Regions from separate parts of the Homo sapiens genome. Here region 1 is linked to region 2. The links are chromatin loops, found by intact Hi-C in ENCODE. Cell type or tissue: heart right ventricle. All regions are shown on one strand.

Region 1 (5,000 bases), 440 kb after region 2:
ACAAGGGGATTACAATTTGAGATGAGATTTGGGTGGGGCTACAGAGCCAAACCATATCAGTGTCATTCATATTTTCATTGCTATACTTTTACTTCATATTACAATTTGTCCAACACAAATAATTTTTGATTCTTTCATCTCCATACTTCTTGAAGGTTACAGGCACAGTGCCTGGCACAAAAGAGATGCTTAATAAATGTTTGTTGAACAAAGCAATAAATAAACTTCCAAGGCTGCAGAGACACAGGTATCAGCTAAATGACCACCACCTGAGAGGATAGGGTAGTGGACTTAACAGCCATTATTTAGTGTTAGTTAAGAAATGGTGTGTGTGTTGTATTTCATCTAACCAGCTGTTATTACAAAAAGTGCTAGGTCCTCAAAATAGGTAATAAATGTTCCTTGTAATGAAAAGATGTTAAATCGTGCTCTTTGTCCGATTTGTTTTTTTGTAAATTTCCCAGGGATGATTTAAAACACGCTCTCATCATCTAGGGTTTTGTTCTTTTCTTTTTAATTGAATATTGAACTGTTTGGGTCTCTATAGAATTTAAAGATGCCTAAGGACCCATGCAAATGATCCTAGACATTCTAATCTCAAGCAAATGATCCTTTCTTCTCACTGTGAGGGCCTCAGGTTTTTCATGTATAAATTGCACATATTGGAGTTCATGCTGCCTGGCCTCTTCATCTGAACAGTCCAGAGCTCTATGGCCCCCACTAAGAGTGTGGCTATTGCCCTTTAAATACTCTGTGACCCTTATTAACTGTGACTTTATTATGGGGCTTGTTCAAAATAAAATAGAGATGCTGGAGATAAATCCGAAAAACGCATAGTTGTTGGTGTTTTTCATTAAAACTGAAGTGTAACAGTGGGATCCAAGTCAGGCATCCTTTTCTATCTAAGATCCTCCCACCTCAGTGCAAAAAGTCATATTGTGGGGGTTGTTGTGGTGACTAATACACACTACTCTTGGATGCTTTAATAGCTTGCAGGATTGGACTTGTTGACATACACGTTTTCTCATTGTCAGGGAGACTTTCAAAAGTCTGGACTGTGTCCTACTCCTCTTTCCACACCCAGCATTTAGGCCAGACCCCAGCACATAGTAGGTGTTTAATAAATAATTTTATGAATGAATAAATGTATGTATACACACATACAAACATATATACATACATGCATGTCATATATAGGATTAAGGGCTTACAGAAATCAGGAGTGAAAAAGAATACATTTAAAACAATCTTTTTCCTAAAACAAAGAATAAAGCAAAACGGAATATTTCTGCAAAATGCTGGCCGCTTGAGAATGAGTGTTTTTATAAACCACAGTGAAAGAAATTTCCGTTTGATGACAACTTTATTTTTAAAAAGGGCACAGGTGATTTATAATCTAATGCGCTAAATACTGAAGAATGTTTAAATGAATGAAAGGATGAATGAGTGAGTGAATGATTGTGATAGACACAAAGAGCTTTCTTTGGAATTGGTAGCATTATCACTCCTTCAAATCTATTTTAAATATAAATTAAAGTACACATAAACACAAACAAAATACACACCACAAAATGTCAGTATCTAACACACACACACACACACACACACACACACACAGAGTGAGAAATGCTTTCTCTTTTACTCCCAGGCTGTCCGGTGGGTCTGTAAGTAACCATACCTTTAGGAATGTGGAGAGGATAGTAACTTAAGCTGGTTCAGCAGCTCCTGAGTGGGTGGTGGAGACAGGGCAGCTCTGAATGAGCTCTTTGATGGACTCAAGCATCTCCCATCTCCAAGCGCCTCACTCTCATTAGCACTTGCCCTTGGGGCAGCCTTCTGCCAAAGGAAAGCAGACAGGAACACACCCCATGCTGGGCATTGCCACATCTCACCAGGGATTGCCTGTCTGGCTCTGTTGCTGGTGAGCCACGCAGCTTTGCAGTCCTGTTTCGCTTTCTCACATTAGGGCCATCCTTTGCCCAGCGGCTGCCTCTTCTTTCCCAGGTTGCTGACCTGCAGCCATCCATGTGCGTGGCTGCTTTGGGGGAGCTGTGGCCGTGGAGCTCAGGGCTCCCAACAGCTGGCCTTTCTCCATTGTGAACCGGTAAATGCTAAAACTTTTGCTCCATTCCCAGGGGACCCCCCATTAAATTCATTTTGTATTCACTACCTGCCAACAGGACCTGTAAGCGAGCCAAGAGGAGCAGCAGATTAAGCATAATTATGAATTCTGAGTGGAAGGGAGTAGTCTGAGATTGTTTTTCATGAAAGACCTATTTTTTTTCCTACTGAAAATTCACATAGAGGAAGTACTGAATGCTCCATGGAGTCTTTATATCGAAATGCTCTTTGCAATTAATGCTTCTTACTCCTTGTGCTTTCATGGAACAGATAGAAAACCTCTCAAACTTGAAAGCTGTTCTTGGAATTGGATTTTGGTTTGCTCAGGATTTGTATCTAATTTTCTAGAGAAGTATTATAATATTTATTAACAAGAACGGGTACTAAGTGTAACCCTCAAGTCATTTCCCAGGCTTAGTTGTCAATGAGAAGCTAATCCCTAAGGATTTCTAAACCAGCACAACTGAGTAAGGATTCAAAGGCCTCTTGCAGGCTGTTCTTGAGTGCTTAACGTGTAGTCATCAGTAACAAGTCAGTGGTACCATTTATTCTTTTACTCTTTCCTTCTTCATAAATGAAAAAAAGAGAATCCAAAATATTGAGCATAAAAATGTTTGTAGTGCCTGCATACTCTATACTCACTCAGTACTATGAATGTTACAATGTGCTAACTTTTCCTAATTTGATATAAAATTATCAACACCCTTCCTCATGTGTTTTCTTCGTATTGCTGATATATTTTCCTTTTTTGAAATACTTTTATCTGCATATTAGAAAAGCATTGAAGTTTGCTACTGGAATAGTCTATCCAAATAGTCTGTCCAAATAATCTGTTTACCCATGATAAATTACTATCATGTTATTAAAAAGGTAAGATCAGAAGTTGCTTGATACCAAGTAAAAATATTGACTTTTAACAAGTCCAATAAACTTTGAAAGGGATTAATAATGATAACAACAATGAAAGCAGCCAGAAGGCACTACGTGCTTACAGTAAGTCAGACACTATGCCAAACTTTTGACATTTATCATCTTTTAAAATCTTCACAAAATTATAAGTTAAATACTATTATTATCTTTACAGATGAGGAAACTGGAACTTAGAGATTGCAAGTTAGTTTAAGATCATGAGGCAGTTTTTGGCTGGAGGCTAAAATCGGAGCACTGACATACGCATGTTCCATGGATGCTAAAGATTTTTTAAAAAAGAACTCTCTTAATTGCTTTTAGAGTAAGCTTTATAGAACACACAAGAAAAATCAGTCTCATTTCTTTCTAAACATCTCTCTATAAAACCCTCTTGTTTCTTATATTCTTAAAAATTATTTAAATATATTCATTGTACCTGGTTTAAAAAGTCACTAATGCATTTGGTTAAAAGAAATTCCACATATATTAATATATTAAAAGCTACACAACCCCCAAATACCAGTTGAATTAAATTATCACTTGTTATCTAACTGTGTGCTTGGAAAAAAAATAAAACCTGCTTTTGTTTATAATGTTAAAGCATCAATATGGTACATTCATATTTAGTAAGTTTTTTAATTCTCTTGTTTACAAAATTATGTTTAACAGTTTATATTGTTATGTTTATTAAAATATTTAATGATGAAGCAAATGTAAGAGAAGTATAAAACACAGGAAGATATATTCCACCCTTGTGTTATCTATACCTCTTTATAAATTCAATATCCCATGGAATTATGGTTTGTGTTTTTAGCCATACTAGTGGAGCTACTTTTTGGGCAAGATGGATTATATTGCTTCTTTGGTTGCTGAAATTTCATTGTTTAAATGACTTACAGTATGTAATCCATCCCCACGTACATCAAGTATTGACTAAATATAAGACATCTTGTTAGTCTGAATTTTATTGTAGCTTTTAGCTTTTACAAAAATCTTGCTTTCCGTTGAATAGTCAGGGAACTTTGGATCTGCTCATCCATTGTTTGGTTAACATTAAAATCTAGACCGGGGTGCCAGATGCTATGTGTAGAGTATAATTTTTGCTTTTTGCAAACTTAGTATGCCTAAAGGTTTTTGAAACTTTTTTTTTTTTTTTTTTTGGTGAGACAGAGTCTCGCTCTGTCGCCCAGGCTGGAATGCAGTGGTGTGATCTTGGCTCACTGCAAGCTCTGTCTCCCACGTTCACACCATTCTCCTGCCTCAGACTCCCGAGTAGCTGGGACCACAGGCATCTGCCACCACGCCCAGCTAATTTTTTGTGATTTTAGTAGAGACGGGGTTTCACTGTGTTAGCCAGGATAGTCTCAATCTCCTGACCTGGTGATCTGCCCACCTCAGCCTCTCAAAGTGCTGGGATTACAGGTGTGAGCCACCGTGCCTGGCCTGAAACATTTTCATGGCGTGAAGCACAGTGTGAGGGGCCACAGTATTTATCCAGCCTAATTATTTCCCTCCGACTTCTCACACTTCCATTGTTTAATCATAGTGGTGGCCGTGTAGAATGACCCGGAAAGGAATCAAATAGATAGTTCTCTCACTTTATGTGTGACCTTTCTGAACTTCGAATATGTGAAGGAGTTCACAGATTTGAAGATAATATGTGACTGAGTTAGCTAATAGTTGACTGAGTCCCCCTTGAGATAATAAGCCTATAAAACCAACTGGTCATTGATAAATGACAACTGTATAGCCCCTAACGGAAAAAGATGGAAAGTCAGGGAGGTAGCAGGCAACTAAGTGATTTACACCTTTGTTGTGGCATAAAAATAAAAGAGTAAATACTTGTATTTCTTCAACTTGTAAAGGAAATAAATCTGAGTCATGAAAAAAATTTTGTATGACCTATCCATGGGTTTTCTTGATGAGTCTTTAAAAGGTATGTTTGAAAATATGGCAACTGGCTGGGTACG
Region 2 (5,000 bases):
TAGATGTTAATGAAGAATTTGAGGCTGCCTACCAGCTTAGTAGGAGTCCCAAAAGTTTTGCTGCTTTTCGGATTATTTTTAAAAGCTATAATGACAGTGAAACTTTTAGTCACAGTGGTAGACGCAAGTTGTCCTACCATTAGATTCTTTGTGTTAGGAAGTGGAATGCAAAGAAAATGCTACCATCTCCTTTCATTTTCTTGGGCCTTCAGTCATAAACAGCACTTGCTATTTTATTTTTAATGTCCACGGAAGAGTTAGAAGCAAAGCATGTCTGTTTTCTAGTTTTGTTATTTGTCTATGTTTTAAAAATGAGAACATGTACAAATTTTTTAATTGAATACACAGTCTTGAAAAGTTGTCTACTGTTATAAATGATAGCATATTTGAGAAATCCAGCCATAAAATTTACTCCCTGTCTTCCTAGGATTACTGAAACCAGAATGGTGGGATTTTCTTTTCACCTTTAAAGAGTAGTGAGGGTGCCAAAAAAATCAATTGCCTTTTTTTTTTTTTTTTTTTTTTTTGAGGTATTAGAGAGCAAAGTTCTGACAGGAGCACTACTAATTAACTGATAATTGTCTTCCTTTGGCAAGCTCTGCTCTTCCTGCCCTTAATTTGCAGGTCTCTGCTCAGTGGTTGAAACAATACCCATACTAGTTTTTCCTTTATGAGTAAATTTGAACTGTTGCCACTTGAAATTGTAGCTGTTGTAATAGGTGAATTTGAGGTTGTTGGACCACCACAAGGAACTGCCGAGAACTCACAAGCAGTAAATCCACCATTGCCTCTGGATTTCAGGCAAAAGATTGAAACAATTAAACAAACAAAAAAAAAACTTCCTCAATAAAATATTGTCTTATCTCCCATAAGATCCTTTATTAGTGATGATTGGTGCTCAGTAGTTTGCTTCATTATTGAAAGAAAAATAATCAGGTGTCCTATGAGAATAAAATGGGATTGACAAATCACTGCATGATGAAACTTTGTAGTTGATACATCTGCTTTGGATCTTTGCAGTGGGAGGAAGTGAGTATCATGGATGAAAAAAATACACCAATCCGAACCTACCAAGTGTGCAATGTGATGGAACCCAGCCAGAATAACTGGCTACGAACTGATTGGATCACCCGAGAAGGGGCTCAGAGGGTGTATATTGAGATTAAATTCACCTTGAGGGACTGCAATAGTCTTCCGGGCGTCATGGGGACTTGCAAGGAGACGTTTAACCTGTACTACTATGAATCAGACAACGACAAAGAGCGTTTCATCAGAGAGAACCAGTTTGTCAAAATTGACACCATTGCTGCTGATGAGAGCTTCACCCAAGTGGACATTGGTGACAGAATCATGAAGCTGAACACCGAGATCCGGGATGTAGGGCCATTAAGCAAAAAGGGGTTTTACCTGGCTTTTCAGGATGTGGGGGCCTGCATCGCCCTGGTATCAGTCCGTGTGTTCTATAAAAAGTGTCCACTCACAGTCCGCAATCTGGCCCAGTTTCCTGACACCATCACAGGGGCTGATACGTCTTCCCTGGTGGAAGTTCGAGGCTCCTGTGTCAACAACTCAGAAGAGAAAGATGTGCCAAAAATGTACTGTGGGGCAGATGGTGAATGGCTGGTACCCATTGGCAACTGCCTATGCAACGCTGGGCATGAGGAGCGGAGCGGAGAATGCCAAGGTAAGAGGGTCCATATTGCAGTTTTTTCACTGGGGCTTAGTGCGAGTAATTAAATCAGAGATGAGACTAAATGGAGTAAAGCCAGTAATTAGTAGCCCCTGTGGGATGTGGTGGGACACAGGGGTCTAATGAGTAAGTGCTATAGCTCCAGGTGGCAAAGCTAAGACGTTTCTAATACTGACAAAATAAATGATGCTGCTGTAATCAGCAGAAAGCCAAACACATTTGCTAACAGGCACTTATATCTGAACTGGCTTGATGCGCCCTCTGAAATGTAAATGAACAAGCTGAAGAAACAGCCTTGATTGATCCTTACTTAAAGAGGGCGGACACATTTTTGAGCCATAGTTTTCCTGTCTATGGACTTGGTAAAATGACAAAGATTGTTAAATATCTCCCGTCTTCTGCATAAGTGCGTGAATGATCTAAATGTGAAATTAGGATTAAGTTGTTCCAGTTCCCTCCCACTGACTAAAATCGAGTGAAGAAAGTCCATTTTTTCTTTCTGCCTTGTGGACCGGTGGAGATATGACCCAACAAAGTGGAGGGACATTGCTTCAAGTACATTCTGTTCCCTGAACACCCACCGATGGGTTCTCTAAATGAAATTAATCTTGATGAAAGACCTCTTTATTTCTCTTAGGAGGTGGTAATTAAGCAAGCAAGAGTCTTCTTATTTGATCTGTGGTCAGAAGCAATAGCAAATTGTGACCCAATTTGGTATTGATTTCAGTTATTGAGTTTTTGAAGAAATCTATGTATTTTTATCACATTAATTACTACTTACCATATTACTAAGTGGATTTTTTTTTCTCACCTCAGGTTCAGTGTATGCAGTTGATTCTTGCTTTTTTACCCCTTCCTGTCAGAATACTGGGGAGTGTATAAAGTCCTTTGCTTTACAGAAAGTTTATATCTGAGTAAGAGATGAGAGTAATTCCTATTTATACAGATTGTTTGTCATGTGTGAAATAAGGCTCAAAAATATCTTTTATTCCAAGTTTTTGTCTTGCTTGATACTTGTTTTTATAATGTAGTTATCAACAGTCTGCGGCTGCCAATCCATTATGGTTACTACAAAATAGTTAGAATGTAATTCTGGTCTCATCTATGGAACAATCAGATTAATCTTTTCTCTGGGTAATTGTTGAGCTGTAGATGGCATTGCCACATGGTTCATCTGATTTGGTGGTTAAAGGGCCTGAATTAACTGACTGCCAAACAATTTGTCTGGCATTTCAACCATTCTAATGACAGGGTGGGATTAACTATGGGGCAATCCACTTGATTGACTGAAAATCCAGTTAGAACATGAAGAAAATTGCATTTTTTGGTGATTTGGTGTCATAAAGTTACACGTTACTCCATTCATAGTTTACACTTGTCTGAAGTGGCATTCCTGCTTAGCTATAGTTATTTCTAGGAGTAACTAACAGTGAATGTTCTTTCATTTTGTGGTAAATAGAAAAAAGAGTGGCTATCTTTTCTGTTGACTCAGTGTTAAAAATTCAAAAAAAAAAAAAGGAAATGTGTAAATTTAAAAGTTTACAAGTTGGAATTTAAGGATTTTTAAAATAAAGATTAAGGCCTCGATTTTTGGTTTGCTCTTGACTTAGCAACTACTAGATAAGCTGTACTGAATTGGTAACCCAAAGTATATTCTGGTATTAATATAAGAAAATATGTGAGTGCATTGTTACTGGCAACTAAATTACTATGATCATAGCAGGAACAGTGAAATGAGCAGGGCAATGACATGCCATCACATTTTAGAGTAAATTATTCTGCCTTTTCCGTTTTGTAAGACAGGAGCCGCACATCTTCACATGTCAAGATTCTTATATATATTTTTAAAAAAACAACATTGGCTTCCATTTCCTGCTAAAATGTTCACTCTCAGCATTAGCACATCTTCGTGTATCTAATGTCATTGATTTTCAATTGTCACAGAGCCTAGTAACTCATACATTGCTACATTGTGAAACTCCTTGACATTTTTACAACCAAAATTAGAAAGAAAAGAGAAAAAGATGGTGGGCAAAGTGAATATAAAAGCAATCGAACATTTTTCTGGTTTGCTTTATGGAAATAGTCTTGGGGGATCCAGTTAATCACGTGCGTCCTCGAAGGGGAGGAATTTAGGGTTTCAAATCTAGTCCACTTCCGAGCAAGCTGTTCCTAACATGAGGCCAGATATTTCACAGCAGAAGCAGGTGGATTGAGTCGTTTTTGAGAAACTTCAGTGTTTTCAGGTGTGTCAACCAAGTTTGTTTTTGTTTTTTGTTTTTGTTATTTTGCTTTTTTTTCTGCTAATAAAATGATTAACTCTTTCAAGACACTTTTTGCACAAGACCTTGCACTTTGGTTGTTTGTTTCTGTTATTGCCATGTAAAAATTTCTGATGTAGTTAGGTAAGAAAAAACTTGAATGACAAAGGATTCCAAGCTTGAGTGAGACTTTATTTATTTATTTATTTATTTATTTATTTTGAGATGGAGTCTAGCTCCATCGCCCAGGCTGGAGTGCAGTGGCGCGATCTTGGCTCACTGCAAGCTCTGCCTCCCGGGTTCACTCCATTCTCCTGCCTCAGCCTCCCAAGTAGCTGGGACTACAGGCGCCCGCCACCACGCCTGGCTAATTTTTTGTATTTTTAGTAGAGACGGGGTTTCACCGTGTTAGCCAGGATGGTCTCCATCTCCTGACCTCGTGATCCACCCGCCTTGGCCTCCCAAAGTGCTGGGATTACAGGCGTGAGCCACCGCGCCCAGCCAGAGTGAGACTTTTAAAAGATGACTTGAGACTCTAAAAGTCTTAGGAATAATAAAAACAGTTGGCCCTATCCTTGATATCATGATAGGCATCAAGAGTAGCACCCAGGCACAGTGGAAATAATATAGAGACGAGGAAAGATGTATGAATTTGGTCACTTAGCTAGATGACCTTGAGCATGTTTCTTAAGCCCTGTGAGCCTTGGTTTGTTCATCCATAAAATGGGATGATAATAGTTATATTTAGTTTACAGACTTGCAATGAGGACTTGGGGTTGTAAGATTGGTAAAAGTCACCTCAGAGATCATGCAACAACTTGATACTAGCATTTCTGTTGTCATTGTGCTCTTCCCAAGGTCATAGCTATTGACTTTTAAGAGCGTTGAGTTGAAATAGTAGAAGGAAAATCCATCCCCTGACCACTCCTTGATATCAAGGCTAAAGATAGGAAGCATCTCTCTCCTTTGCCCTAACAAATAATAATATACGTTTTCACACTTTGTATTGAAAATATTATATGGAGTATGTCATTTTTTTTTCCTCCTCG

What was found. Peaks named below come from ENCODE experiments on the same cell type or tissue, not always from the same donor. Only the 100,000 strongest peaks of a DNase experiment are listed, where the experiment ranks them.
Region 1: a loop joins it to region 2, with 5 times the contacts of the local background. A loop is called at or near these places in 2 of 110 quality-filtered maps.

Annotation. Positions count from the first base shown.
Region 1 is chr2:221,121,863-221,126,862 of GRCh38, reverse strand. No RefSeq gene overlaps it. Among named protein-coding and RNA genes, the nearest start is that of EPHA4, 450 kb to the left of the region's middle. RefSeq lists an enhancer at 1,446-1,970. In heart right ventricle, no CTCF peak of the experiment used is centred here; a DNase peak (open chromatin) is centred at 2,140; H3K4me3 peaks cover 821 bases; H3K27me3 peaks cover 427 bases.
Region 2 is chr2:221,560,415-221,565,414 of GRCh38, reverse strand. EPHA4 (EPH receptor A4) reads left to right here. Exons shown (of 18, transcript NM_004438.5): 3 at 1,021-1,684. Among named protein-coding and RNA genes, the nearest start is that of EPHA4, 9.4 kb to the left of the region's middle. In heart right ventricle, no CTCF peak of the experiment used is centred here; no DNase peak of the experiment used is centred here.